Linked DNA regions of Homo sapiens: regions 2, 3 and 4 are each linked to region 1. The links are chromatin loops, found by intact Hi-C in ENCODE. Cell type or tissue: PC-9. All regions are shown on one strand.

Evidence for each region. Peaks named below come from ENCODE experiments on the same cell type or tissue, not always from the same donor. Only the 100,000 strongest peaks of a DNase experiment are listed, where the experiment ranks them.
Region 2: it touches region 1 in a loop (8-fold over the local background); 4 of 110 quality-filtered maps call a loop at or near these places.
Region 3: a loop joins it to region 1, with 10 times the contacts of the local background. A loop is called at or near these places in 4 of 110 quality-filtered maps.
Region 4: a loop joins it to region 1, with 7 times the contacts of the local background. A loop is called at or near these places in 3 of 110 quality-filtered maps.

What each region holds. Positions count from the first base shown.
Region 1 is chr6:139,583,917-139,591,916 of GRCh38, reverse strand. No RefSeq gene overlaps it. Among named protein-coding and RNA genes, the nearest start is that of LINC01625, 110 kb to the right of the region's middle. RefSeq lists a cis regulatory region at 2,927-2,938 and an enhancer at 2,861-3,005. In PC-9, no CTCF peak of the experiment used is centred here; DNase peaks (open chromatin) are centred at 2,976, 3,646, 4,216, 5,366 and 1 weaker place; H3K4me3 peaks cover 1,728 bases; H3K27ac peaks cover 4,526 bases.
Region 2 is chr6:140,058,662-140,066,661 of GRCh38, reverse strand. All of the region lies in intron 1 of LINC02941 (long intergenic non-protein coding RNA 2941), which reads right to left. The region is part of intron 2 of LOC107986652 (a long non-coding RNA gene); the gene reads left to right. Among named protein-coding and RNA genes, the nearest start is that of LINC02941, 86 kb to the right of the region's middle. In PC-9, no CTCF peak of the experiment used is centred here; DNase peaks (open chromatin) are centred at 4,071 and 4,491; H3K4me3 peaks cover 1,299 bases; H3K27ac peaks cover 2,942 bases.
Region 3 is chr6:139,512,842-139,520,841 of GRCh38, reverse strand. No RefSeq gene overlaps it. Among named protein-coding and RNA genes, the nearest start is that of LINC01625, 42 kb to the right of the region's middle. RefSeq lists a cis regulatory region at 1,748-2,224. In PC-9, no CTCF peak of the experiment used is centred here; DNase peaks (open chromatin) are centred at 151 and 4,341; H3K27ac peaks cover 957 bases.
Region 4 is chr6:139,710,826-139,718,825 of GRCh38, reverse strand. No RefSeq gene overlaps it. Among named protein-coding and RNA genes, the nearest start is that of FILNC1, 56 kb to the left of the region's middle. In PC-9, no CTCF peak of the experiment used is centred here; DNase peaks (open chromatin) are centred at 4,535, 6,595 and 6,895; H3K27ac peaks cover 3,349 bases.

The sequences.
Region 1 (8,000 bases):
AGAAAGTAGCCTCTTTGCCTTACTTTCACGGTTCCAATTAAATAACAGTAGATCAGGAAAATAAATGTGCCTAATTATAAAGTTTGTAGGACCTTGAGGGGTTTCATGACAGGGAGCACTTGTCTTCTTAAATGGGATTTACTCTAATGGGGTTAGCCTCCTAAGAATAGACTTGTATTTGTGCTTTGTGCTTCTTACCCTAAGGGGTTAACACAGAATGTGGGAACTTGTTCAGTACCCACTTCCGTGTGTCCTGCTAAAGTAAAAAAGAATTGCTTATAAGGGCAGAAAATGTCATCATTTTTGCACTTGCCCTGACCCTAGCATCTAAAAATACAAAATGCTGGAGTTTCCATAGCAGGTGACTTTTAAAAAAACGTGAAGAGGGCTAATTGTTTAAGGTCTAAATGTAGTCCATAGAAGAGAACAGAAATAGAGAGGTGTCTCTCTAAATGACCTAGCTTGTATAAAACCAGGCATACAATTCATTTAAAGGACTTTTTGTCTCGGCATTTTTCCTCTAGATTTAAAGAGAAGCATTTCTTTTTCAGCACAATGGATAATAGTGTCATCTTGGCTACCTTCTGTCTATAAGTGGGGTTAATTTTAGCCTGATCCTCATGTTGAGCACATGGAAGAGTTTATATTACTCATCAACCTTTGCTAGAAGCCTAAGATAGCCTTTAAGTCTCGGAAAAAGTAGCTCCTGTTTGAAGAGATTCTCCTGCCACATGCTGAAGTCAGAGAGGGTAGCTGTGAACCTAGAAAAGGCTGCACCTGTTATTGTATACACCATTGCTGCTAACTTTGGCCTTTCCTTTCAGTTTAAATTTTTTCCCTTTGATATATACTCTATTTCTTAGTTTAAATACACATTTCAAAACACTTCCTTCGGGTAATTGAAGTGAAATTGATCATTCTTCAAATGTAAGTTTTTAATTGACTTCCTCCTTCCTGACTAGGAAATTAACTTTCAGTCCTCCCTTATTTGATCTGTTTAACAGGGCATGTAACACCTTCCAGACAGCAAGATTTAATGAGATCCTAAATGCCGAAGACTTCACCTGATAGAGGCTCAACATTCCCACCTAACTTTTAAAGATACAACAATCAAACTTACAACTGAATTCTAGCTGCAAAACATATTGATTGACATCATTGTCCATAATATATTGAAACGGTCAGCTATTGTCTTGCTCCTCTCCGCCAGTTGCAAAGCACTCTTTAAAAATCAATTGCCTTCTCCCTGTGCAGAATTGCCAGAAGTAGATATCTGATGCCTGAGCTGTAAGCATATTTATTCATTTTCAGTCTCATTTCTGTTGTTTATAATGATTTCAATGAAAATTGAAATCTAATGTTTGAACTGAAAGGGATCAATAACATCTGAGAACAACTATGCTCAAAGATTTCACAGCCCTTTCCTTACAAGAGGTTGTTGTTTTTCATGCTGGTTGTTTGCCAAACTGCCACCTGGACAACCAGGTTGGTGACCAAACAGGTGATAATGCTCTCACAGTTTCACAGAAAACGCACCCAGAACTACCATTGCCACACTGCAGTTCCTTGACTTTAAGTGCTTTATAGATTTTTCTGTTGTTCATGTGGTTATAGTCCAACACTATGAAAAACAAGCTCTAGGATCCCAGATCTCAGTCTACAAAGGTAGGTTTTACTTCTCAGAAGGAAACAGATCTCCAAATCCCAGAATGTAGTACAGTTGTGACCTTCGGGGAATTCTACTGCCTACAACAGCTTATTTTCCTAGGAAGGAAACTTCTAGATTTTCTTTGGAGATACTCCTTACCATGGGGAAAATTTTCTGACTGTGACCCCCTAAATGCTTCCATAAAGTAGTCTCAATCAATGACATAAATATATTTGGTGACACTGTACACACACACCCAGTGTGCACATATACTCTGACCTCCACCAAAGATAGAATTTTTCATGGAAATAAGATTTTTCTTAGCGATTGATTTTCCTGGAAGGAATTTAATTAATTAGCATTCTCTTCCTCCAACGTTTGCTTCATTTGCTTTTCTTTCTCTTGCCAACATTCTGTCCTATCACCTGTGTTAAAGACACCGAGATTTACACCCCTGACTTTTTTCTACGTATTTTATCATAATTTCATTATTGTTTTCATTTTCCATATCATATATTCCGTTTGGTTTTTAAATAGGTCTTTTAATATCTTGGAAATAAAGGGTCAGCTGGGCAATAGAAACAGGAGGAAATAGAGCCTTGTCATGTTTGTAAAAAGAAAAGATGAAGCCAGATGAAAATTGCAAGATCTGTTACCTTATTACATCCGTATTTTCCCCTGACCGAGTGTAATACTTTAAACTTTTTTCCTCCCTGGTTCTCATAGAACTGACACATTGCAGGTGCCACAGTTTAGATTTAACAATGAAAAAAAAGTCCATCTCTTTTCTAGTTCAGCAGGAAAGACATCACAAAAGATAGAGTTATCATGAGCTAATTACAGTCCTTGAAAATTACCTTTGTGCTTAGCAAATATGCATTTTTTTTCTTTGCTGGTGATGAAGAAGTTGGCAGTTTAAATAAAAAACACTATTTAAAGTAACAGAGTACAGTTACATAACCTTTTCACATAAATCACACAATAACTCTTTGTGCTTTGAAAAAAAAAAAAAAAGAACCGCAGTGCGTGTTAAGAAGATTTATTTATATAATAATCTATGCAAAGGATTTTTTTTCTCTTTTTATAAAAGTGGGATGTTCTTTTTTTTAAACCTCTGGAAGTTGCAGAATAGAGGGCAGGAATACCCTCCAGTCACTACTTTTAGTAGCACACACTCCAGCTACTAACGACTTCAATTCAAGTAGTGTTTTGGCATTACCACACACTTTTATTTCTAAACACACAGATAGAAAACTTCATAAAGGAACAGTCTCTGCTTATAAGTAAACAAAACTATAGGGTCAAATTCCAATCCAGTATAAAGATTCTTTTGCATCCACAAATTGCATCATGGCCTGAGATCATTTTTCTCTGTTTTGTAGGAATACTATTCCTTCAAGTATGTTTGATCAGTCATGGGGGTGGAGAAATTCATGGGACCATTGAAGCCCTGTAGTTTCTCTACTGATTCTCTATGGAATTCTTTAATCTTTTTTCCCCCTTCCTGTCCATCCCTCTTTTGTTCCTTTTAACCTTATTCCCTGATTTAAATCTAGAAGCAATAGTCTTTCGTTATTTACAACATTGTACCCACCGTTTAAAAACATCCCCCATATAAAATGTCCTGACACCAAATTGATCTTATCACTGACCAGTTCACTCTGAAGGGTTTCAGAATTGAAGAGCCAAGGAAATACGTAAGTTGCTAAATGCTAAGCTTGGCTCAAGCTTACCCACTTAATCCTCAGTCCACAAGATCACTCCGGGAAAAGTGATCTTTTCACAGAGATAAACCTAGTAGAAGCATTTCACTGGTCACATATATCTATTCTGATCCTTGCTGAACAGTGGGGGTTCTCAAGACAGGGCAACCCACAAGGGCTTTCTTGTGTGTCCTTATCTTTCATTGAGATGCTGACCTAACTTTTAAAAGCTATCTCCATGGAAAATTCTGGGCTCCACTCCAAAACCAATCAGTAGGAGGTGGCTCTCTTAATCAGTGGCTGTGTTCCGTCTTTATATAAACAGGTTAAGCCAGCTGCCAGGGCCTCTGTGACCAGTTCCAGCTCACATTACCTTCAGCTGGAAAGATGGGCCTGTACCAAAGCTACATTATGAAAGCTGAGAACTCTACCTCTCCCAGGTCATAGCAAAAGACCTGGCTGCTGTATGTGGTGATTAGAGTCACCAGTAATCTTACTCTTGTTCCTGAAAAAAAAGTGAATAAAATGTGGCACACCCTCATTGCCAGAATGGGTAAGATTTTACTAACCTGGCAATTAGCGGTAGCAACTCCAAAAGGAAAGATTTTTTAAATTCTGATTGATACATAATGTCGAGCTACTCATTTTCCTAACACAGTGGAAAAATAATAGAAGTAGAGATAACTTCTTGGTTAGAGGTGGAATAGAGTGCTTGTTGTGGTGAGATTTGATTAACTGGAGAGACATCCTCCCACCAGCTAATCCGAAAAGGGCTATCATTGCCCAGGATGGAGCTCAGAGTATCAGTTTGAAGAATCAACAGGCATGACTAATACTGGAAAGACACTGCTGACAAAAATCTGTTACATTCCTCAAATACCCATTCCTCTCCTTTGACCCTAAGAATGTTGCTCAGAATGATGTTAGTCCAAAGTAGCAGCAAACCACATGAAATACAACCTAAATAAATGGAACAATAAAACAGGCTTCTGGCCAGGCGCGGTGGCCCACGCCTGTAATCCCAGCACTTTGGGAGACCAAGGCGGGTGGATCATGAGGTCAGGAGATAGAGACCATACTGGCTAACACGGTGAAACCCCGTCTCTACTAAAAATAAAAAAAAAAATTAGCCAGGCATGGTGGTGGGCGCCTGTAGTCCCAGCTACTCGGGAGGCTGAGGCAGGAGAATGGCGTGAACCCGGGAGGCGGAGCTTGCAGTGAGCCAAGATCGAGCCACTGCATTCCAGCCTGGGCAACAGAGGGAGACTCCCTCGCAAAAAAAAAAAAACAAAAAAAAAAAAAACAGGCTTATACATGTTGACCAAAAATAATCCAGGCAGAAGAGGTGACACCATCATGACACCCTAAATTTTGAAACTTGCTTGTCGTCCAACCAATAAAGCAGGATCATTAAAAGAAACAAAGCAAACAAATGAAAGCCTTCCCATACAATGTATTTTTGTTAGGTATTAATGAAGAATAGTCTGTTCTACATTAATCATTACAATGGTAATAATTAGGGATTCCGGAACTCACTTCCAAAAGAAATCCATTCCCAGAGAAAGTATTTTAACATGATATCACATTGATTTAAAATCACTGAATTAAAGCCACTGGTTTATACGTCAAGCCATATTTGAATGGCTTGAATAACTTTTCTCTTTTTTGCTACCAGAATTGAATGCAAAGTGGGGAGGGCTCTTATGCTGATTTTATTTTTAAGCGCGTGCAATAGCCACTGCAATTCCAGTAGAATTCTTCTGTTTTTTATTTTTGACAGCATAATCCTACACCCATGGGAGCTGAGCTTTACAGGTGTTAAAGAGGATTTGTTGTAAGAAAATGATTATGATAGGATTTAATGTAATTGAAAGTCAAGGTACAGTAGCCATACAGTGTATCAGAGAGAGTGTCAAAACTTGCAGCGAGGGTGGAGTGTCTTTTGTTAAGTAAACAACAAAAGTAGAGAGCGAAGAAGATATTCTATCACAATAGGATCTACAAGCTTGGCCAACCTGATAAGCCTGTCCCACCACAGTGGATATCAAACCCACAAGTGCTAGAGTGCTTCCCTGGCAAGAGGGGCCAGGAATAGCTGCAACATTCCTACTACACAAGAATGTTTTGAAAACAAGTTATATAATAACCTGAATTCTTGTCTAGAACTTGCTAAGCAACAACCATAGGCCCTCTCAGGCTCCAGGGGAGAAAGACTCATCTCTCAGCCATCACCCTGGCCCTTCCAGTTCCATGACCTAGAGCCACTCAGTCCTTTCACATCTTCGCTAAGTTTGTCAATATGGTGGCTATGAACACATATGCATTGCACGCACATATGCACAGAAACACATGAAGCAAGAATTGTGTGGCTCCCCAAGTTTCTCACCCCTGTTCTTGAAAATGTCATTCTCTCTCTAAAAATTATAGGTGGATCAAACATGTGAATACTTTTCCATTAAGATATGGCTATAAGGATTACAAGCAACATGACTTACTTTAGGCTCATAAAGTAATTATAAGCACTCAGGACTAGAATTTGGTGGTAGCAAGCAAAAGGGCAAGAATAACTGAAGGCCTTTTTCCCTGTAATTATAGTGCTTTCTTTTACTTCTGACTTTCTTCCCTACCATCCCAGGGTGCCATTAGCTCATTTTGATCATAATTAATATTACTAACTATATTTTGGTTGGCTTTTCACTGCTTATGGTCCATGAGATGGGCAGAAGCAGAACCTGAAGTCTAAGGCCATATTTATCTTAGACAAACAACTGGAGAACATTTTTTCCAATCATTAATTCCAGTTCTTTAGTACCGTGGAATCCCATAACAGCCTTTGCAACAGAGACACGTGAGTGCAGACAAGACCAGGAACTTACTATTGTTGCTATCCGCATCAATATTATTTATGTATATACTTCATTTCTCAAGCATGAAAGTGATTTACGAAATGACACAGGATGTCAAATAATGTGCATGGACTTGTGAGTAACGTCTTTTGAGGCGTTGCTCTTTCAGCACACAAATTTCATTTTCACCTGCATTCCCAATATCTGTTACAGATTTAAGCATCACTACATATATTTTTTAATATTAGGTTTTCTTTTTGTTCTAAATCGTGCTGCCTCAAAATCATGAATTTCAGATTTATATCACATATCACACATAAGGAATTTTTCTCCTCCTTTCTCCTTTATTTGTGTGCTAGCCAATTCTCTCCCTAGACATACAAGATAAAGGACAATAGGGAAAAAAATTTTTTTTTCATTTATTTATTTTTTGAGATGGAGTCTTACTTTGTTGCCCAGGCTGGAGTGCAGTGGTGTAATCTCGGCTCGCTGCAACCTCTGCCTCCGGGTTAAAGTGAGTCTTCTGCCTCAGCCTACCGAGTAGCTGGGACTACAGGCGTGCACCATCATGCCAGACTAATTTTTGTATTTTTAGTAGAGATGCAGTTTTACCATATTGGCCAGCCTGGTCTCGAACTCCTGACCTCGTGATCTGCCCGCCTCAGCCTCCCGAAGTGCTGGGATTACAGGCGTCAGCCACTGCACCCAGCCAAAAAAATATTTTAAAGTGGAGATAAATTCAAACATCACCAGTCAGCCAGCACTGAACAGCAAACATATACACATGCATATCTGACCCTTGAACAACATGAATTTGAACTATGTGGGTCCACTTAGATGTGGATTTTTCAATAAAAGTTACATTGAGTGTCCCGCCTCCCCTCCCACCTCTTCTGCCTCTGCCACCCCTGAGACAACAAATCAACTTCAGTACTTCCTCCTCCTCAGCCTACTCAATGTGAAGACAATGAGGGTGAAGGCCTTTATGATGAGCCACTTCCACTTACTAAATAGTAAATACATTGTCTCTTCCTTATGATTTTCTTAATAACATTTTCTTTTCCCTAGCTTATTTTAATAATACAGTATATAATACAAATAACATACAAAATATGTGTTAATGGACTGTGTATGTGGTCAGTATGGCTTCCGGTCAACAGCAGGCTATTAGTAGTTAAGATGTGGGGCAGTCAGAAATTATACATGGATTTTTTGCTGTAGGAGAGATCACCACCTCTATGCCCCAAAACGTTCAAGGGTCAACTGCTTATATATTTTGAATTATAGTTGGCATTTTGAATATGTTTTTATGCTTATATCTGAATATATGGTTTTGAGGATTAGAAATTAATATTTTACCCTAAGTCATGATGTCATTCTAAGAGCATTGTATTCAAAGAGTCAATAAAGCCACTCTATTTAGGACTCTTCACCTCCCAGACTGATAACAGAATACCACATTAAAGTAAAGTTGTTACTTCTATGAAGCAGGTAATCAACTAATTACATGCTTTAATTAAACTATCTCTCTAGTAGAATTTTCATTTGTTGGTCGGGCTTGGTGGCTCATGCTTGTAATCCCAGCACTTTGGGAGGCCGAGGCAGGCAGATCACGAGGTCAGGAGATCGAGACCATCCTGGCCAATATGGTGAAACCCCGTCTTTACTAAAATGCAAAAAATTAGCGGGGCATGGTGGTGCGCACCTGTAGTCCCAGCTACTCAGGAGGCTGAGGTAGGGGAATTGCTTGAACTCGGGAGGCAGAGGTTGCAGTGAGTCAAGATCATGCCACTGTACTCCAGC
Region 2 (8,000 bases), 470 kb before region 1:
AGGTGCCCTTTGTAAACAAAAAGTTTGGCGTTGAGTATGAACACACATCTCAGTTTTGTAGTCCAACCAATAAAAGGAAAATGGCACTTCTCTCTTAAAAGCTTTAACAAAAAAACCATCATTTTCTGAGATCCCCAATAAACATCACAAACTGAGATCTTGGTTCTTCATTTACCCAATACACTAAAGTAGAGAAGACCAAGGAAATTGAAAATGATTGATAGGGAGAAGGATAAGCAGGGAAAAACTTAATCCTTTTTCCTGAACCTACCTATTAACTAACTATGCCCTGATAGAATTACAAATATCCATGTTTAAATTTTGACAGTTTCACTAACAAATTAAAGGGTTCCAATTGGAACTCATAGAAACAGCCAGCAGCAGAAAGTAGTTTATTGTTCTTAATGCAAAGATCAAATGTCCTGAAATCTCTTTTTCAACTTGGCATGTTTTGGAAGTATTTTGCCTGCTTTACCTCAGAAAGAATAGATAAAAAGAATTCACACAGCTTTACATGAAAAGAATGACAAGTATCCCAAAATAGTACATGTCATTTGGTGCAAGATAAAATATACCACAAAATGAAAGATCAACTTTTTACTCCCTTTCTATTCTTAAGCACCAACAACACAAAGTCTTGCCTTCTTTTTTCTGAGTTACCTGACCAACACATTTTGCCTTTGTCCTCCTATGATTACACACCTTTTTTATTTTTACTTATTTATTTTTTTGTAGAGATGAGGTCTCACTATGCTGAGCTGAGATAGCCTGTCCAGGCTGGTCTCAAACTCTATGGCTCAAGTAATCCTCCTGCCTCAGCTCCCCAAAGTTCTGTGATTACAAGTGTGAGCCACTATCTCCAGCCTCATTACACATCTTGATCACATTTTTTTTTCTCTCCTAGAAAACTCAATATTCCATGCCTGTTTTCTACAACCCCCAAAAAAAAAATTCCGTTCTTTCCTTGTGGCAAAGACATTCAGAAACCAACACTGTGTCACAGCTACTCCCCAGCAGTTAGAGGTTCATCTGTTGACAATTGGAAAGGGGCAAGAGAGACATCACTTAGTAGGCCTGTGTTTTTCCCGCAGTTACTGAGTTTTGTGTACCTTAAAAATGAAAATTGCATATTCTTGGCCATGGTCATGTTTTATATGTAGGAAGAAATCTGTAACAATTCAGAAGATACTAAATTTAGTGAAAGATGTGAATACATTGAAGTCTTTTGAGAACGATTGAAGCTCATTCATTTACAACAGAATGGAACATTTCTGGGGTAAGGAAGAGGCAATAGAATGCAAAACCGCACCTTTCTGAGTGTGAAATAGAAATGAATGGGAATCCCAATAGAGTTTATTCCTTAACCCCACTGTACTGGTAAATAATAGTTCATGTCCATGGTGCTCTTGATTCCCTTGAAATGGTCATTAAAATTTCTTTCTTCCCTCTGGTTCATCTCTCTCTCTTTTCCCTTCCCATCCCTTCCCTTCCCTTTCTTCCTGTCTTTAGTCATGTTTGGATTGATTTTCAGAAGGTTTAGACTGTTTCCTCACGTTGTCACCAGCTCATTACCACAGAATTACACTTCACAAACAAGAGCTGGCTGGAGAGCTAACTTGGCTTAGCTGTGCTATCTGAGGGAATTATTATTATTATTATTATTATTATTATTATTATTATTATTACTATTAGAGACGGAGTCTCGCTCTGTCATCCAGGCTGGAGTGCAGTGGCGCGATCTCAGCTCACTGCAACCTCTGCCTCCCGGGTTCAAGCGATTCCTCTGCTTCAGCTTCCCACGTAGCTGGGATTACAGGCACGTGCCACCACGCCCAGCTAATTTTTGTATTTTTAGTAGAGACGGGGTTTCACCACGTTGGCCAGGATGGTCTTGATTTCCTGACCTCGTGATCCACCTTCCTCAGCCTCCCAAAGTGCTGGGATTACAGGTATGAGCCACCGCGCCCGACCGGGAATTATTAAAAGGATAAATTTCTTTCTTTTTGAAAAGACAAGCACAGTCTGATCAGCGGGCAGGCAGCACCACTGCCTGTTCTCTTTTCAGTGCTGTCTTGTGGCCTTTGCTCCCACAGAGTCATTCACTGATGAAGTAAATAGCAGCAGTGGTGTTTTTCTGCTAGGAACCAAGATCCCCCGTGTGCTTTGCTGCAAGAACACATCCTTCACAGCTTTATTGTAATGATTTTACCATTTCTGCTGTTGTTACATGTACTAACAACTAGAAGTCTATATTTCACAATGATATTAAGCACTGAACTTTATATACACACACACACACGATAAAGAGTTATCAACACATGCTCTTTTACTGAGGAAAGCTAAATGCTTTCCTCAGTATTCCAGCTATGGAATTTTATATATATATATATATATATATATATATACACACACACACACATATATAAAATGTGTGTGTATATATATATATAATGACCATATATTCCATATATATGGAGTATACATATATATAAAATATATATGGAATATATATATATATATTCCATGATTTTTTATGTAGTGTTGTTTCCCTGATTAGATAACTTTGATTAGGCAAAAAAGTCTAAAACCAGCTAGATAAATAATAGTTTAGAGGTATACATACAACATGAAAATGCTGAAAGTAGTGAGCATTGCATATTTGGAAAATAATTCAATAAGAAATTCTTTCTGTGCATGTATTTAGCAGCACATAAAGGGAGAAAACAGAACACTTAAAAAGTTTATAAGAGTCTCATAGGTTTTTCTCTGTCTGGTAGTCTGTTTTTGACATTATTATCAGCGAACTTTTGACAAGAGACTGTGATGTCATCAGTGAATATTTAAAAACAAAAACAAAAAAACATCAGAGTCCAGCAAGTCTATTTGTCCCTCTCAGAGAATTTTGGCAGATCAGAAAATCTTTGATTTGTGAGATAGTTTTTTTCAATAAATTATCTTTGGTTACTTTCTTTGTTTTACATTTTATTGGTTTTATCAGACATGTGAAAAAATTTTCTATGTTTACCTACTAGAATCTCCCATGGGATTCTTCTTATAAAGAGTTAGTACAAATATGCAAAATTAGAGCAAATTATGGTGTTGTTATTGCCTATTCCAAAAGTATTATGGAAATACTGGGATAAATGTCAGAGAAGGCAGGCCCAAGAATGAGAACATAAGGAGAATGACTTAACTTAGCATTTTTACATCTATTAGAATCACGGTATACAGAGATATTTTTCACTTTCTACCCATATCTATGATCCTTAGTGATATGTGGCCATATCTAGAAACCCAGAGTTTAACATGCATTACTAATCATGCTTCTTCTAAATCAACTCCCTACCCTAATAACTAACAGAATATTTTCCCCTCCTCACTCATTCCCAGCCCTCATTAGCAATTCCTTCTCCTGGGCTTTATTTATCATGAATTGCACCAGTTTGACCAGACATCTGTTCTCTTAGGAGTGTTAAAGCTTCCATGTCTAATGTTCCTTCCAGAAAAGGCAAGGATCTTACATGCTCTTGACTTCCATGATGAAAGTGCATGGGTAATTTAAAATACACATTATCAAGAATGTGTGATAGCATAAATGAGCCAAATGTGCCTTGAAGCCCTTAACCAAGCCAGTAGGCTATAGAACTCAGTTCCTTCCCCTATATCGAGTTGGAAGAACAGCATCTGGCTTGGCTTATTGACCACTGAGGGGTGGACCATGCCATGAAACATAGAGGTCAAAATTCCCAAGGCTGGCATCAGGATGATGATAGGGATACTGCTGATGTTCAGATGATTTCTGTTTACCACAGTAATTGGCTGTTCCTAGGCTAGAGGAAGCCAGGATTAAAATACAGCCAGAGAGGCTTCTTTTTTTGCTGAGGTCTCTGAAACTCCCAACAAAGGGTGAAGTCCAGAAAATAATTACCTTGTATTTCTGCCTTGGCTCTTTCACACAGTTTTTATTCATATCTCATTTGCTATACCTTAATAAAGATACCAGTTACTTTTGAATTAGGCTTTTGTCAGATTGCCAATATCTTGAAATCTTAAAAACTCACTGCAAATGTGAGCACAGACTTTGAATAACCTGGGCAGCTGGCCAAGCACTGAAGATCTTTAAGACAAGAGTAGTCAGCCATCCCACTTAATGTTTTGATTTTGTGCTCGAATAAAAAAAAGACTGGACCAGATAACCTTCTAACTCGAAGATTCCATGACTCTATTTTTCAAATATCTTCATTTTCCAAGTATTCTACAGGAGAAATACTAAAACTGTGTGGTTTGTTGTGTTTGCCTCTCTCTCTCTCTCTCCCCTCCCCCTTTCTTTTTCTTTTCTACTCATCCCACACCCAAATATGGTGCAATAACAAATTCCTTCACTAAAGCAGCAGAGTTTTTAGTTATTACCATGCATGTTTTTAAATTCTCCCCTCACTGATGAAAACATGTGATATGAAATACTGAAGAAACCTCAGGGGCATTCCAAGCATTTATGGACAAAAAGTCATGACTTGTGGTATTTTCCTTCAAAATCCATGTGAACTGAATCAAACAGACATAAGAATGTATACTTAAAAACTTCTGAAACAGAATGGATGCATTCTGTCATTGACAATCCATTAATATTGTAACTCTGAAATAACATAAATCTGTCTATTCCATTCCATCTCCCTCAGCATTCTTCTAGTGCAAGGCCCCCTATTCTTATCTAGACCACTAAAGCAGCTTCTACACAGGCCTCTTCCCATTTTGCTCCAGGCTGCCTTTATGTGAGTACTGGGTTAAGCCTCCAAGAGTTCCTATCACGACTCTGCATAAAACCAACATTAGTTCCCCTCTCCCTACTAAGTAAATGCCTGACCTTGATATTTAAGTATTTCCAAAGTTTTGCCTTGCCTTGTTATTTTAGCTTTATTTTCTACGATGTTCTTACATATTCCCAGAATGCAGTATTTCTCAATCTTGTCACTATTGGCATTTGATGCAGATAATTATTTGTTGAGAGGTACTGTCCTGGGCTTTGAACAACGTTTAGCATCATTCCTGGCCTTTACCGAATAAAAGTTAGTAGCACTTCTAAGTTGCAGCAACCAAAATTGTCTTTGGACATTTTGCAGTGTCCCCTAGGTGGCAAAATCATAACTGATTGAGAAACACTGCTATAATAAAATCAAATTGCATTATTTGTTGTTCCTAAACCATGTAGTTCTTCTACTTAACAATACATATTTATGGATAATAATTTCTTCTAAAATATTACCATAATCCCCCTCCCCCACACACTCCTTAGTTTTACATGTTAACATTTCAGGGGACATCTAGAGCTTCCTCCATGAAACCTTTCTCAATTTCTGCATACCAATGTGGTCACTCCTTTAAACCCATCCTCTGTCTCCATCTTATTCATTAAACATCCTTCCTTTCCAGGCTTACAATATTTACATTGATCTATTTGTCAAATTGTCCTTGAAATGTTCAAATTAATTCATTCAACTTATAAGCATTGAGCCCCTATAATGTCCCTGGCATTGTTGTATTCGTTCAGAACTACTAGAGTTCTGAGCAGAGCAAGCACTTTCCTTCTGTCAAACTCACAGGTCAGGGAAGAGGTGGATGGTAGAGGGAGTGTGTGTGTACAGGGGGACAATAATAAATGAGTAGTTTCTTTTTTTTTTTTAAGAAATACACCATTTGAGGCTACAAACAGATGGTGCAATAAACTATACGTAGAAACTCTTTAGATACAGCAGTCAGGGAAAAGCCTTACTGGGGTATGATATTTAAACTGTGGATTAAAGTATAAGAAAGCTATCCTCATATTTTTGCCTTTAGAGATACCAGCCTGTGCAAAGGCCCTGAGGCAGAAGTAAGTTTGGCTTATTTGAAAACTTGAGAAAAATGCCTAGAGCTGGCTTATAGTGAGCAGAGGAGAAGGATGTAGAAAATTAATTGAGAGAGGCAAGTAGAAACCAAAGTGTGCAGAGCCTGTTAGTTCAAGGTAAGAATTCTGGATTTTCTTTGAAATGTTTTAAGAAGTGAAGGGTTTTATGCAGTGAGGTGACATCATCTGATTTACACTATTAATACATTACTCTGGGATTCTGTATGAAGAATATGGAAAAGGAGTGTTTCAGTTTAAAGAACCTCAAAATTAGAGGATATCTTAATTTTTTCTATAATGAAAACTCCAGAAGGATTAAATTCCCTATTCTAGAACACTGTGCATGTATCACAAAGGAGTTGGTGTATTGACCTCTTCAGCCCTTGGAAGAGTTTGCTTCTGGTTGTATCTCAATGTGCCATTGAAATATTTTCCATGCGTGCCATAGCAGCAAGAAGGATAGGAAGAGAAGCACTGCTAAAACACAGCATTAAAATAGTTGCCCACATGATTATTCAACAACTCCAAAAGACTGGGAACTCATTACCTCCAAAAAGAGCTTTTTCCAGATTTGGAAATATCTGCTTTTCATTGAGCTGAGTCACAAATGTGTGGGATATATTGATGAGCTCATGAGTAGATCCATTTGGCTCAGGAAAAGTTCTTTTAGATGAGGCTCATCTAACTCATCAAAACCCCTCCTCCATCTACCAAATTGCCTGCCTTTGGGGAAAAATATTATCCTCTGCCAAGGACTTGTCCCATTTACACCTGCTTCTCTGCCTAGGCCTCCCTTAACCCCATTTTCCAATTATTCCAACCAGTCTTCCTCCCTATAAGATGATTTTGGTATCTGTGATAAGCTTCTCTGATCCCATCACCATCTTCAGGTAGCTAGTCATCCCCTCCTCTTCTGTGTCTTCTCTATTAAACTGTAAACTCCCTGAGGACAGGGACTAGGCCTTATTCATCTTGCGAAGTTAAATGTCTACTACATTACAGATGTCTAGTAGAAACTGGTTAATCATTATGGGTGGAGTAACTCTGAGATTTGGGGTAAAATGTTCAAATATTTATTCTACTAATTATGGGAGTTACTCATTCAAACATTTGTTCCACAAATATTACCCAGTGCCTGTGTGCCCAAGTGATGGAAATATACATGGGCCCCACCTCATGGAGCTTATGACCCAGATGAAGAGGCAAACACTAAACAAATATTGAATGATAAATAATTATTAAATGATATGAATTTTACAAAGGAAAAATAGAAGGTGCCATGAGAATACATATTATGGAAACCAAATTTTGCCTGGGTGTTCAGGAAGCCTTTCTTGATGGAACGAGATTGGAACTAAGACCTAAAGGATGAGTAAATCTTGAGAAATGCACTTTAACTCCCTAAGCCTCAGATCCCTCACCAATAAAATGGGACAATAATGCCTTTTCTTTAGAGTTCTCCCAAGAATTAATTAGTTAGCATATGTAAAGTACCTGCTAAGAGAAGGAATTCAACAACTGGTAGGTTTTTTCTCCCATAATAAATGAGGAATGAAGGCAGCCTGAGCAAGCAAAATAGTGGATGAACCTGAATGCTTCCTGTCATGTGATGAATTGTATTCCCAAAACATGTATGTTGAAATCCTAACCCCTAGTACATCAGAATGTGACCTTATTTGGAAATAGGGTTATTGCAGACGTAATCAGCTATGTTAAGATAAGATCGTATTGGAATAGAATGGACATTCAATCCAATATGACTGATGTCCTGTTGAGAACAGGTAGATTTGAACACAGACACAGGAAGGAAGAACATTATGTTGCAATAGAGACAGCAATTGGAGTGCTATAGCTGCAAGCCAAGGAATGCCAAAGATTGTTGACAAGCCACAAGAAGCTATGAAGAGGTAAAGAAGGATTCTCCCCTATGGGTTTCAGAGGGAGCATGCCTCCATCCATACCTTGATTTTGGACTACTAGCCTCAAGTACTGTGAGACAATAAATTTCTCTTGTCTTAAGTCACTCTGTAATACTTTTTACAGCAGACCTAGGAAGCGAATACATCTCATAAAAGGATTTGGAGGCTGGGCACAGTGGCTCATGCCTGTAATCCCA
Region 3 (8,000 bases), 71 kb after region 1:
CCTAACCAATGAAAGACAGCTGGCTCCATGTATATAAAGAAATTGTATAAAACTCTATCCAAGTTTTCAGTTCGTTAATGACAAAGATTTGACTCCAGATTTCATCACTGTAACATCCCACCATTGTTCCCCCATGACTCACTGTACCTGATTTACAGGAAGATACAGTCTGAATATGAAAGGACATTTCATCATCAGCAACAACAGAAAGTATCCATTAAGTCATAATTATATGACTTGGTGTTTCATTAGTCACCTTAAAAAAAAAAAAAGAAAAAGAAAGAAAAGAAATACGGTCCTTCCATTCTAACTGGGTACATTCTACAACTAAAAAGAATGTTTTGAACCAGCATGATAAGGACATACAGATGGCAAAATGCAACATCACAGTTGATCACAAAGGCATAGATTTCTATATAAGGGTGACCAATAAGGAGCCAGCAGGGTCAACATGCGATGACGGCAATCAACATAGAGGTCTAGAAAAGTTGAGATAAGATAAAGCATGTGTTCTTATCACTCTGGGAAGACTTCCTGGAACTGGTAGCGTTTTTTGGTAGGGAAATATACATTGGCTGGTGGGCTGGGGGCTCAGGAAAGGTTCATAAAAGCAAGTGGAATAATTATTCAAGAGGGTGCTCACCTTGTGATCTGCTTACGGAGGTCCACTCACCTGGGACCCTAGATCTGCTGCACAATATTTGAAGGAGAGGATGCCGTTAGGGGACAAAAAGTTTGACAAGGACACAGAGACAGTGGTCCTGATAAAAGAAGACAAAGTTCTGCAACTAGGCAGACAGCAAGGAAAGCAGTGCATTCAGATGCTGGAAAGGAAGACATTCTCTCAAGCAGCAGATGGCCTCTCGTGGATCTCACTTGCACCGTACACCATGGCTTTAACAAGACATTTTGCAATGGGTAGCTTAGAATCTGGTATCCAAGAACAGTGACCCATTTCAGGGTGTCTTAATATCCTGAAATTTACCACAAACTTGGTAAGTTGAAGTTTCTGTGGGATATTATTGGGAAATGCTTCACATCCCTAAGTCATTCCTTCTCAACTGTTCCTCAAAAGCTTAAAATAGCACTTAACTCCCAGAGTGATTCAACTGGCTTAAAATAATTCACAAACATCTTCCTCAAAGGAAGTAGGGAAAAGATAGGAGGTGGAATGCAAATCAGCTAACAGGTTTTGTGAACACTGAGAGGTGAATAGATTAGCGCTAACAGATCGGGTAGAGTCTGGAGGCAGCCGTGAAGCTGATTGTGTCTCGATCAGGTTATTTCAGCCAATAATTGTTTGTTGGAGTTAGAAAGCATATAAAGGTTAACAAGGCTAAGGAAGACCGGTCTCTGGGAAATAAACTACATAGCCTAAGGAGATGATAATCAAGGGAGAAAATTCCTCTTATCCTTGCTAAGCCATATCTACATGGAAATAATAGTCAATAGGCTTTCTATATCTAGATGGTAACGGTTTCTTTTCCCAAGGATTGGCACCAGATAGGTTGTTTGGGGAAAGGGGTAAGAAGGGGAAGCACGTGGATTTGCCGCTCACACCTACTATAAACGCTACAAAACAACATTCTTCTTTTATTTTGAAGCCACATTCTGTAAGCTTGTGAGTTAATTCATTAATTCACCAGAAATTTATTTTACACTCATCACACATCAGACACTATGCCAGGCCCTCAGGATATAAAAGTGAATAAATAATATAATTAATCATAATAATAGCTTCCATTATTGGGTGGCTAGCATGTGCCAGGAATTCTACCTCCGTTATGCAATGGAATGCCCACAACTAACTTCTAAATGAGGCATTATGTTCCCATTTGTCAATGGAACACTAAGATGAAGAAATGAGCGTTCTGAGAGGCTAATAAAAGTGGCAGATGGCTCAAGGAACTCCAGTGTGAGAGCGAGATAAGCACTCCATGTTTGCAATATTCTATGGGAAATGCTAAAACAGAGATTACAAAAATAATAGGAGGAGCTTCTAACTCAGCACAGGGGAGAGGAGATCGATAGGCGAGGAGAGGGGAAAGTAGGAGTGTGTATGAGAGCCAGAGAGATAAGGTATCTCTCTGAGGGTGTGTGTGTGGGGGCGGGGGAGAATGTGTGTCCGTGTGTGTATGTCTGTGTGTGCGTGGGTATACATGTTTCTTTCTGTTTGTTTTTTGTTTTTTTGTTTGTTTGTTTGTTTGTTTTTGAGACAGACTCTCGCTCTGTCGCCCAGGCTGGAGTGCAATGGCACGATCTCGGCTCACTGCAACCTCTGCCTCCTGGGTTCAAACGATTCTTCTGCCACAGCCTCCCAGGTAGCTGGGATTACAGGCGCCCACCACCACACCTGGCTAATTTTTGTAGAGACGGGGTTTCACCATGTTGGCCAAGCTGGTCTTGAACTCCTGACCTCAGGTGATCTGCCCGCCTTGACCTCCCAGAGTGCTGGGATTACAGGCGTGAGCCACCACGCCCGGCCCTGGGTATACATATTTGTGTGTGTGTGTGTGTGTGTGTGTGTGCCTGCGCGCAAGTGCACATGTGCCCTGGGGGGGGGAGAAGGTCATAGCACCCCAGAGATATACAGTCCAGGAAAGGAGATAGGGGTAATATGAACTGTCTTTCAACCAACCATACCCACAAAAAGCTTCCCTCTGCATTTCTGCAGGATGAAGCGTGTTGCAAGAGAAAACAGCAGGGCTTACGCACAGTGTTTGGGGGATGACACAAGAGGCCCTGACAAGATACTTTTTATCAGCTTGAAGAAGAGGGGGCATTTATCTTGACAGACTAATTACCCGCTTTGAGTTAGATATTGTTCCGTCTATCCGTGTACCCAATGTGGCTATAGTAATGACAGGTTTTTTAAACAAACAAACCAAAGCTTCTAGGTCCAAATAAATGCTGCAAAGTAGTCACCTTAAGTTTAATTGCTTATTTCATTGTCTCTCTCATTGCTCAAGGCATTTCAGAAACATCTCTTTTGAAATTGCCTTCATAGCTTACGGTGCATTTTTTTTTTGAATATCCTTAACGGTGATAAATTTTCACCAGTTAAAGGGTAGTATTTTTGGTTTTGTTTCAAGTCAAAAAAATCATTTTGAGCTAAGTCCATGATGACTGATTAAACTGGATAAAAATAATCAAAAACACCAATTAAATGCTAGGCACTAAACTGTTTTTCATGAATCATCTCACCTAATTTAATTCTTAACACAAATCTATAAGGTGAATATTAATGTCCCTATTTGATATATATTTAATAATTATAAAATTAGCACATGTTATTGAAGGAAGGTTGAAAAATCTTGAAGAGTAGAGACCAAAGCTGCTTCAGTGTCCCACTTACCCACATCGAATCACTACTGATATTACTGCGCTTATCTACCTAGTGTTTCTTCTATGGGTAAGCATAAGAATACATTTTCCCCAAAAATTAATAACAATGTGTATAACCTTATAATTTTTCACTTACTATTATATTGTGAACAATTTTTCATGTCACTAAATTTCTTCCACAAAAATCTTTACTCCCTATTTGGTATTCCTGTTTGTGGATATATCATAGTCTACTCACACAATTCCAATATTTCAATGCTGCAAAGGAACATTCTTCATAGATAAAACTTTGTGGATTTTTATGATCGTTCCCATCAGATAATTTCCTAGAAGTAGAACCACTAGATCCAGGACATGAATCTTTTTGTTAAAAGTTTCCCATTTCTTGGATGAGTAAATCAAAACTCATTAAGCACTTTCCAAGATCATAAAAGTACAATCTAGCGGAAGTTAGATTTGATGCAGGTCTTTGACTCTCTAAAGCCTGTGGGGTTTTTTTTTTCCCCCAATATGATAAATTAATTTTGATGGAAAATGAGAAATATCAATAAAATAAAGAATTTTCACACGTGCAACCAAAACTATTCATGAAAGGCTGTTTTTAAAGGAGTTAAAAAATGCTTTGGATTTGCATTGTTTCCCTAGGTGACTCTTCCAGGAATCAAGCTCGTTTCTGAGTTTGTGTTTTGTTATATTTCTTCCTAAAGCACTCATTTTACTTCATTGTTACATTCTTTGAAGATGTCAGTTCTGTCCTTTATGAATCTACAATATTATGAATATTCTGGCCCACGCACTGGGATTTTGGTTAAAGTGACAAAAAGCACAGTCTCTCTGGCATTTAGGTAACCAGTTTTGGACAAACTTGGTTACAATTCAGGCAAGCCGCAGGCAGGTTGGGAGTCCACACCCACGTGTTTAGAATACCAAATGACTAATAGATAACCAGTCTTCTTTAAGCCTGGCTACATTCTGATAACAAGGAAAAAAAAAAAAAAAAAAAAAAAAAAAAATCTTCCACCCAGAGCTCTCTAGTTTGTTATAAACATGTAGCCTGTTCTCCTGGAAGGATGAGTGGAATGAGCAATACAAGAACAACCTGCTCCCGGCCGGGCGCGGTGGCTCACGCCTGTAATCCCAGCACTTTGGGAGGCCGAGGCGGGCGGATCACGAGGTCAGGAGATCGAGACCATCCCGGCTAAAACGGTGAAACCCCGTCTCTACTAAAAATACAAAAAATTAGCCGGGCGTAGTGGCGGGCGCCTGTAGTCCCAGCTACTTGGGAGGCTGAGGCAGGAGAATGGCGTGAACCCGGGAGGCGGAGCTTGCAGTGAGCCGAGATTGCGCCACTCCAGCCTGGGCGACAGAGCGAGACTCCGTCTCAAAAAAAAAAAAAAAAAAAAAAAAAAAAAAAAAAAAAATTGAGATTCAATGTATTCATCTTGTTGTCTAGAAAAAGTATGCCTTTATACGAAAAACATATATATTTATACAGACACACAGAAATGCACACAGGTAAGAACATACTAAGCCTTAATGAGTTTGCTGTACACATGAGACTTTCTGCAGCAGAATAATGCATCAGTGGCAAAATAGGTCAAATGGTGGGAACCTCCACATCTTTGAAATCTTTATGAATACAATGCTGTTCCCACATTACCTCTTGCCTAAGAGCTTCAAAACAGAGCCTTGTGAGGAATGTGAAGCAGAATAAAAATCCCAGCTCTTGTGTGGCACATTAAAGAGCCCCACATTCTGGGACTCTGGTGTCATGTTCACAGGGACACATTCTTGTGGCTAAAACAGTGCTTGTAGGTCGTCTGCTCTGAATGAAAAGGGATTTTCCATATGTGTTTTCATAATGAGTGTTAGGATTTGGTTACATGTTTTATCCAAACTGTGAAAAGCTGATGGTAGCAATTCAGAATTCTAGCAATGATCTAAACGACATGCTTACGTTTTCATAGAAACATTGTGGGGAACACTCTTCAAACCACTCTCTTGGTGCCATGCTTATTTTTTAATTTCACAGTCTATTTCAACACATTTTTCCCACGTATGAAGCTCAGCTCCTTCACTTTCCCCCCATCATTTCCGTAGAGCTATGTTCATGTCAGATACAAGAAAAAAGGTATTGAGAGTCAAGGAATACAGCAGGTTTGTGCAGGAATAATTGTGGTAGCTCGGATGTTCCCTGAGTAACACTTAGACGTTGAACATTCATTTCTGTAAAGTCTCTAATAAAAATGTTAGCAACCACAGGGCTCGTCTTTCTGAGCGTTACCTCTTCTCTCCCAGGTCATTTTGTGCTTTTATCAAAACTGATTTCTCTGGCCATGTCTGTAGCATATGTTGCTTTATTGTTTGCTAATATCATGCTAACATTACACTCACAAAACAGTCTGTGGAGCCTGACTTCTGTCCACACAGTCTGTGTTACAGCACAAGCTGGAGATTGTTCCCAGCTCTAGTCAAATGACTCCCTTTAGGCAAGTTGCTTAACGTCAGTTTCCACATGTATCAACTGGGATCCACGCTATGATCTATCTGAGGTCTTTGGAGGAAAGGCCACATTCCTTGTTTCTCAAACTCTCTCCTTGCAGGGGACCAGTCTTCTGACTTTGCAGACAAAAGAAAGACCCATCATTTTTAAATGGCCTTCTTTTGCCTGGTGGGCCAAGCATTATCAGATCCTTACTTTTTAAATACTTCTTTATCTCTCAAATACACAACTGTCTCCTGAAACTTGTAAATATTTTCCAAAACTTGAATGTGTGTTTACTCAAAAACATCCTATCAAGGTGTAATTTTGGAGGTAGAATATATTACCAATTTATTTTACTAATGCATGTACAATCTGTTGTTCTACACGAGCAAAATGAATGTTTATTCTTTGCTTTAAGGCTGAGGTTCAAGTCAACAGTTTTTAAGCACAACCCACTGCGAACGATAGTGGAACTATAAATACAAACAAGGCCTTGTCTCTTCCCTTAAGGAGGTGATGATCCAGGAGAGACAGGGACTTCTAAAAGACTACAGCCCCATAAGTAAAGACTAAATTGAAATACAAACTTACTCTGAGCCAGGGATTGAGATTATTGAGACTGGGAAGGCTTCAAGAAGACAATAACTTTTAAGGTGGATCTTGGGTGAAGAACTGCATTTTAATACCGAAAGCAATGACCAAAGGCTTAGACTCTTTAAAAAAAACAAAACAAAAAAAAAACAGAGTTTGGCTCTTGTCGCCCAGTCTGCAGTACAGTGGCGTGATCTCGGCTCACTGCAAGCTCCGCCTCCCGAGTTCTCGCCATTCTCCTGCCTCGGCCTCCCGAGTAGCTGGGACTACAAGCGCCCGCCACCATGCCTGGCTAATTTTTTTGTATTTTTAGTAGAGATGGGGTTTTACCGTGTTAGCCAGGATGGTCTCGATCTCCTTTCTTCATGATCCGCCCCGCTCGGCCTCCCAAAGTGCTGGGATTACAGGCGTGAGCCACCGCGCGCAACCAGACTTTTTTTTTTTTTTTTTTTTTGAGACGGAGTTCCGCCCTTGTCGCCCAGTCCGGAGTGCAGTGGCACAATCTCAGCTCACTGCAACATCCACCTCCCGGGTTCAAGTGATTCTCCTGCCTCAGCCTCCCAAGTAGCTGGGATTACAGGTGCCCTTCACCACACCCAGCTAATTTTTATATTTTTAGTAGAGACGGGGTTTTGCCATGTTGGCCAGGCTGTTCTCGAACTCCTGACCTCAGGCAATCTGCCCACCTCGGCCTTCCAAAGTGCTAGGATTATAGGCGTGAGCCACCATGCCCAGCCAAGTCTTAGACTCTTGAAGGAAGTAGTGACTTCTGGTTTTAGGAAATCTGTTCTTTGTTGTGCTATGCTATTTTTAAATGCTAAATATTGTGGTATACTACTCTTATTCCCAAGTTATTGAAAGTCTCTAAATTCAAATCATTTGCATCTTAAAATTATTGCTGCAACTAAAAATTCAAAGCAAACAAAAGTACATTTATTTAGAAAGATCTTTGATCACATCCCTCACCTGTTTGAAATTCTTCCAGGACATTTTATTATTGCTTTAATTTCCACTGTTGGGATTTATGTTTATTAGTGTTTTGCATTTCCTTCCAGAAGACAGAAGTTTGGGAAAGGTAGGAGTGTATTATAGGAGATTAGGAGAGGAGAGGGAAAAAAAGTGAGATTATAAGATAAAGAAGAAGAACCCTAAACCCCAATTCCAAGCTCGCCCCCACCCCCTGCTTTGCCAAGCCTGACCTTCTCTTTTCTCTCAGAGTTGGATTCTCCTGGGCAGAGCCATTCTTTGAGACTCTTTCTCCCTACCAGGATCATTTATGTCGGTAAGCATCTTCTCTCTTAATCATACTGCCTAGGGAGAATCTAGCAGAAGCAGGTAAAGTCTCAGGCCTGGAGACTGGTGGAAAAACATTTGGTTAGAAGGAAATATAATCACAGACCCCTGTTCCATAAATGTATCACGCAAACTAAATAGCAAACTTTCCCTATCTTTGTTTCATTCCAACATCATAATCATTATGAAGGAATTATTAATATAAATACTTGGGGCATTGATGGCACTTTGTGCTTGATTGTATTTGGAGAGAGGACGTAGGGCAAATATTTGGAACATAAATTGG
Region 4 (8,000 bases), 130 kb before region 1:
GAGTAAAATTAAACTAGGAATCAGTAATAAAGGAAGAATTAAAACATTTTATAATGTTTTAAAATTCATCAATACTTCTCTAAAATAACGTAAAACAATTAAAAAGGAAATTAGAAAATACTTTGAATTGAATAATATAAATTAAAAAAGGAATATATCAAAACCTGTGAGATGCAGCTAATGTAGTACTTGGAGACTTACAACAATAAATGCATGAGTTGCAAAAGAAGAAAGGCAAGCAAGCCATGATGCAAGTGTTCATTTGAAGAAGTAGAAAAAGAATAGCAAATTTAATCTAAAGAAAGTATGAGTAGGCCGGGCGCGGTGGCTCACGCCTGTAATCCCAGCACTTTGGGAGGCCGAGGCGGGCAGATCATGAGGTCAGGAGATCTAGACCATCCTGGCTAACACAGTGAAATCCCATCTCTACTAAAAATACAAAAAATTAGCCAGGCGTGGTGGCGGGCGCCTGTAGTCCCAGCTACTCAGGAGGCTGAGGCAGGAGAATGGTGTGAACCTGGGAGGTGGAGCTTGCAGTGAGCCGAGATCGCGCCACTGCACTCCAGCCTGGGCGACAGAGTGAGACTCCATCTCAAAAAAAAAAAAAGAAAGTATGAGTAAAGAAATGATAAGGATAAAAGTACAAATTAATAAAATATAAAACAATGTATAATTATAATAAAGAAAATCAATAATACCCAAGGTTATTTCATCAAAAAGATAAACTTCAGCAGGACTGAACCAAAAAAAAAAATTAGATACTAAATACCAAATTTCAGGAATAAAAAGAAAAACACCATTACATACCTCAAAGACGTTAAAAATAACAAGGATATTATGGACAACTTAATGTCCATACATTTGAATAATTAGGTAAAAACTTTAAATCCTTTAAAATACACAATTTATCAAATCTGACACATAAAAGGAAGATAAAAATGAGTAGCTTATTAAATAACATAAATCCATAATTTAAAATCTTCAAAGAAAATTCAAAGTGCAGATATCTTTACCATTGAATTATTTCCAACATTTAAGAAAAAAAATCTTACTCAAACTCATGAAGCGAACAGAAAAAAGGAGAATGTTTCTCAACTAGTTTTATTAGTCCTGCATAACCTGAACATCACTTGGCAAGGACATTAAAAAAGGAAAAATTATAGGCCACTTTCTCTCATGAATATGGACAAAATATGGGCAAACAAATCCAGCTACATATAAAAAGAATTATAAGTCACTACAAGGTTTTTTTTCCAGAATGCAATTTTTTTTAGGTATTTAAAAATCAACCTATATTGATTGAATAAAGGAGAAAAAAATGTGACCAGTTCAATTGTATTGATAAAAGTCAACATGTTCAAGACAGAAATACAGCAAATCAGGAATAGAATACAATATCTCTTAACCTGATAAAGTATATTTCCAAAATTCCTAATGCAAAAGAAAATGTACTTAGCTAAATATTGAATTGTATGATTTGGGCATAAGAATAAGAAAAAGAATGTCTGCTGCCAAATTTTGTAAATTATGTAACTGTGGTTCCTAGCTACACAATAAAGTGAGAAAAATGAATAAAATTTATATAGATTGAAAAGAAAGATCAAAAAATTATCACTATTCATGGCAATATGATTGTGTGTTTAGAAAATTTGAAAGAACCTACAGCAAACTATTAAAATTACTATGTGATTTTAACCAGGCTGCCGGCCGTTATGCAACATAAAAAAAATCATTTGTATATATGAACAAACATAATTACAAAATGAAATTTTAAACTGATACTATGTACAGTAGCATTAAAACATCAAATACTTAGAAATTAATCTATTGAAATATGTAAAAGTCTACATTCCAAGTAGTATAGCATTACTGAGGGAAATCAATAAATCTTAAATAAATGAATGGATACACCTTGTTTGAGATACCATTCAATATTGTAACAATGTCAGTTTTCCCCAAGTTAACTTACACATGTAATAAAAACTCAGCCAAAATCCTAGTAGGATTTGTGTGTATGTGTGTGTAAATCAACAAGCTGATTCTAAAATTCATGAAAATGCAAGAAGCAAGGATAGCTAAGATGATCTTGAAAAAGAAAGAAATGGAAAAATTGAAGCTACTATATATTGAGATTTATTATAAAACTCCTGTAATTAAGACAGTAAACAGTAAGGTCTTGGGACAAGGACAGACATTAAACCCATGAATCAGAATAAAGAGTCTAAAACCAGACTTGATTATGGCAATGATGCCTCTGAATTGGACTTGAAGAAAGGATAATCTTTTCAAAAATTGGTGCTGGGTTTTCTACCTATATAAGACTAAATAATAATCTCTATAGACAATATTTTATATCATCTATATTGTCTTATTGTCACTATTCTGTAGACAAAAATCAATTCCGGGCAATTATAAACGTAAATTTCATTTTAAAATAATAAATATTTTAGAACTAAACATAAGAGAATACATTCATAATCTTGGGTGAGACAAACTTTTTTAAACATGACACAAATAGTACTAAGTATTATATAAAGGAAAAGATTGATAAATTGGACTTTATTAAAATTAAGAACTTCCATTCATTGAAAGTTATTTGATTAATGAAAAGGTAATCACAGAAAAGGAAAAGATATGCGTAATACATATATTCCACAAAAGATTATACTCTAGACAGATATATATGTACGTACATACTCAGATATTGTATGTGTATATATATATACACCATTTTCACCCTACGGAACAGCAAGGAAAAACAGAAAACCTAATTGTCTTACTCTATGACTTAGAAATTTTTTTCCTCCCTACATACACAAGAAACGAATACATATGAGTGCCAAAAGGTATACACAAGGGTGTTCATAGGGGCATTCTTCATAGTAGCCAAAAACTGGAAATAACCCAAATGTTAGTCAATATTGGATTGTACAAATAATAGAATACTACGCCACAATGAAAATGAAAGAAATACTCTTGTATGCAACAGCATAGATGAATCTCACAAGTATAATATTGAACAAAAAAAAAGGCAGGCACAAAAGACTACCTACTATCTTATTCTATGTATATAAAATTCAAAAATAGGCCAAAAAAATGTAGTCGTGGAAGTCAGAAGAGTAGATATTCTTGATGAAGTATGACTGGTAGAATGACAAGGAAGTTTCTGGGGATACAGAAGCTTCTTTTTCTTGATTTATGTAGTGTTTGCATAAATATATTCACTGTAAGAATGTTTTGAGCTGTTCACTTATGATTTATAATGTGGTGAGTAAATATGCTTCGCTAAAAAGCATACTTTTATAAAACTACTTACATATCAACATATATGTGCATACCTACATACACAAATAAAGCTTATGGGGTTATATTGAAATAATTTAACTGTTATTCACATTAGTGGTTGATTAACTGTAGTCATCAATGGCTATTGTAAGAATGATAATATCTTCACAAGAAGGGGGCTTTTCTATTCAACTCCACTACCTGCCCTTATCTAAGAACTTTATGTATTTCATTTGTTCCTTACCCCCAACCTCTGAAGTAAATACCACTGTTTTCCCCACATCAGAGATGAGTAAGAGTAAATAGAAGTATGGAGAATTTAAGTAATTTGCCCAAGATCACAGTCACAAAATAGTACAACTAGGATTTAAGTAGCAATAAAAAAAATCATTCGGTCAACTTTTATGAGGCAAGTCCCTGTCTTTTGCAAAGAATTTCTTGCTGAAGAAGCATCTCTAGATCAATAATACTCCATAATACCCAGTAATTGAAGGGTTATGGTTGTTGACCTTTAGATAAGTTAAAAGCAATGAGTATTTACCGGGTTTATATTAACCACCAAGGTTTGTAACAGATCCTGAGGGTTCAAGACTAAATAAGATACCATCTTTATCTTCAAACAGCTCACAGATCCAGTAGCGAAAACATATATATATATATATATGTTTATATATATATAAACAGATAAATCAAAGTTCAAAATCGATATGGCAGTTTTAAAACATTGCTGTCCTTTTTATGAAACTCTTTCCATTGAGGGGGGGTATATGCCTTATACCTTGAATCTGGGTGGGCTTGAGACCACCTCAGCAGTTTGAGCAAAGTAAAGCCAAGTCATAAAAGGCAAAGCAGCTTCTATCTAGTTCTTTTGGCATGCTTACTTTCTTGGAGTGCTCCCTCTCAGAACCCAGCTCCCATGCTGAGAAGTCCAAGCCACATGTAGGTGCTCTTGTTGACCACCTCTGCTGAACCCAGTCTTTAACTCATCCCAGCCCAGTAATCAAGGATGTGAGTAAGAAAACTATAACACGAGAGATCCTACAGCCCATCTATTCCAGTCCTCAGCCATTCAAGTACCCCCTAGACATCTGAGTCTCCCTCCTTCCCCAGACATCATAGGGCAAAGCCAAGTCATTCCTGCTGTGTCATGTACAAATTCCAGAACTTCAGAATCCATGGGCATAATAAACAGTTGTTTTCTATTTCCTCCAAGTAGTTTGTTTATGTCCCTGAGGGTGGTTGGTTACGCAACAATAGATAACTGGAAAAGTCAGTTTCTCAATGTTTATTCCTCATACACCTGTGTCACAAGTACCTGGGGTGCCTGTGAAAACAATGGATTTCTGGATCCCTCCTCATTGCTTTTGAATCAAAATTTCTGGGAATGCATTCCAAGAATTTGAATATCATCCAACATCTGGGCAATTCTTACATTCAGTAAGTCTGAGTATCTCTGCCCTAAGCCAAGCACATGGTTAGCCACAGTAACAGTGGCTCACACATTTACTGATCTTTGAGACCATCAGGAATTTTCAAACATCAGTGTGCCTAAAGAGAAAAAAACACGATTCACGTCTTAAATACGAAAAGCTAAATCTGTAGGGAGTCTACAGACCTGTAGACAATTTGTATCATAATATATTACAGGGTTGTGAAAGAGGTATACACAGGGAGCCGAACAAAGAGTAGTTATGTTTGTCCCATTGGGTCAGGAAAATCCTCAGAAAGCGTGTGACATGATATTGAGTCCTAAAGGAGGTGTATTTATTTGTTCTTCAAGAGACAAAGACCCAGAAAATACAAGATGCAGACGTGGTAGAAGCAAGTGTGAAACAGCCTGATGTTACAGAGTATACATGCCCCCAGGAGAAGACATTTGAAAAGTGAGGTCATGGAGAGAGTTTGCACTTGTGCCTGAAGGCAATAAGAAATCTCGGAAGGTTGAAAATTAGGGAAACTGTGGTCAAATCTGCATTTCTCAAAACCTTTCTTTGCAGTGACTGTGTGAAGGAAAGAATTAGGCAAAACAATAAGAACACTATTATAATAGCTCAGGCAAAAAAAAAAAAACTAAACTAGGAGTGGAAGCTTATTAAGAAATAGTGAAATGATACATGTCAAAGAAGAAACTCCACAAGATTTGGTCTCTAATTGAATGAGGAAGGCCAAGCTAAAATCTATGATGATTTCTAGGTTTCTGCCATAAATTAAAAAAAAAAGGAGGTATCAATCCCCTTCTTCCAGGGGCCATGAGCCAAAATAAAGAAACCAGGTAAATGTACTCAACATTTATTCTACAGAAATAATTTGAAATTAGGAAAAGAAGTGTATTTCTGAATTTGGATGGCTCTATTTAACCATTCATCCAACTGATGCATTCTTGTTGTGCAAAGGGGGATGATCCTTGAGCTGTTTTTAAAATGACACGAGAAATATATGATGAAATACATATTGTCCTTGATGGGGCTGTCCACTCAGATAACTAAAGACAGGATATGTGTGATGACAAAATCTTAAATCTGTGAAAGTAATTGCTTCTGACATCACCAACTAGGCAGCAGGCTGCCCAAACAGTGCTGTTCAGTCACAAATTCTAAGCCTAATGAAGTGAGAAGCATACTATATAGATACAAATTAAAATCTACTTACCAAGAACAGTCAGTATTTTTTTTTGTAGACTTCCGTGTTTAACGTAAAGAAGAAAATATCTGTTGGGAATAATCACCCTTTTATGTTTTAAGTCAACACAATAGATCTGTTATTAACCACAAGAAATGGACATCCAGTAATTCTAATCTGTTACTGAAACCTTTGGCTCCTATAGGACTATTTTTAGATCCTTTTAATTATTAGTGTTAAGCAGGTGAAATACAGTTGTGAGAGAAAAAGATTCTGCTTAAAATAATGGCTGTTTATCCTATTGTGTTTATTTTTCACCTTTTTCTCCAGCACATTCAAGATTTTTGAAAGCTCAATTTTCCTGTCAACCACAGGACAATTGATATTGTATATTTGAGAAGAGTTGAAACTCTAGAATGGGGATTTCATGTAACTGAATTGTAATGAAGTATGATGTAAATAACTAAAGATTGTGAGAAGTCCCATGAATTCCCTTTCCAATGACCATATGTTTTGTTTCTGGTGTGAATTGTTTGTGAGTAACCTTGTTAACTCAGAAAAAAATAGACAAAAAACCTCTAATAATATATGACTCAACCCAAAATATGGCTCACATTCTTTTATATCACCTCTGAGTGAAATAGAAGTTGAAATGCATCTTCTGTAATATAGAACCTTCAATAACAAGGCATTATTAAACATATTATAGCAATAAGTCATCTATCATTCAATGACCAATTATTCTTTGGCAGCTGTACTTTAGATTTCTGCAGCTCAGATAAGTCTCTCTGGCTGTGAGAAATCAGATGGAAAGTCTTACAAACAATTCTACTTGCATTAAAGCAAGTAAGGAATCTCCTGTATAACTATTTTCCAAAATGTGAATGCAACACTATATGTGCAATACGTGTTTCAAATATAAATTTGATCATTGTATTGCAAGTGAGAAAGATAGCAAGATACGAGAAGAAAAAAAATGGGTTGGGACCAGATGGCTTGGATATGAATCATTGATTGCTTCAGTACTTCCTGGGTTCTGAGTTTCTCTGAGAAAGTCAGTTACCCTCTCTGATATCAGTTGTGTCATTCTTAAAATGAGAAAATAATGCCTACCTAAATACTATGTATGAAAATTAAATGAAATGATGACATAAATGCATCTGGTACTAAATTGGCTCTTCAAAAATGTTAGTATCAATATGAGAGCCTGGGCTGGGCATGGTGGCTCATGCCTGTAATCCCAGCAATTTGGGAGGCCAAGGCAGGTGGGTCACTTGAGGTCAGGAGTTCGAAGCCAGCCCGGCCAACATGGTGAAACCCCATCTCCACTAAAAAAAAAAAAAAAGAAGAAAAAAGAAAATTAGCTGGGCAGGGTGGCAGGTGCCTATAATCCCAGCTACTAGGGAGGCTGAGGAGGGAGAATCTCTTGAACCCAGGAGTGGAAATCACACCATTTGAGCCAAGATCACACCATTGCACTCCAAACTGGGCAACAAGAAAATCTGTCTCAAAAAAAATAAATAAATAAATAAATAAAAGAGAGATCCTGATGGGTTGCTGGAACAGAAAAAGTACGAGGTAAAATTTAAGGAAATTTGAATAATATATGGACTTTAGTTAAATAACATATCAGTATTGACTCATTGATTTTGACAAGCATACCATATTAACATAAGATGCTAATAATACAGTAAATAACTGGGTGCAGGGCTTATGGGAATCCTCTACACTATCTTCGCAAACTTTCTGTAAATCTAAGCCTATTCTAAATTTTTTAAATTATATTAAAAGTTTAAAAAAAGCTAATACCCGTCCCTTCTCTTTTCCTTTTCAATGTTAACCCCCAAAGGTTAGATTTTCTTCAAAGTGACTGGTAGTGTTACTAGTTCAAGTCTACATTTAGTTCAATTCTACAGAGAAAATATGTCACATATTGTTCTCCACGCAGGCTGAATGTTGTGGTGTCTGCCATTTCTCCTAATATGTTAAATTAAAAATATGAACCAGTCATAAGCATCTACTAATATTTGATGAAGGATGCTTTTTTTGTCCTTCCAAAAAGCCTAAAATTGGACTTGGAATCTCATACAGTCTTT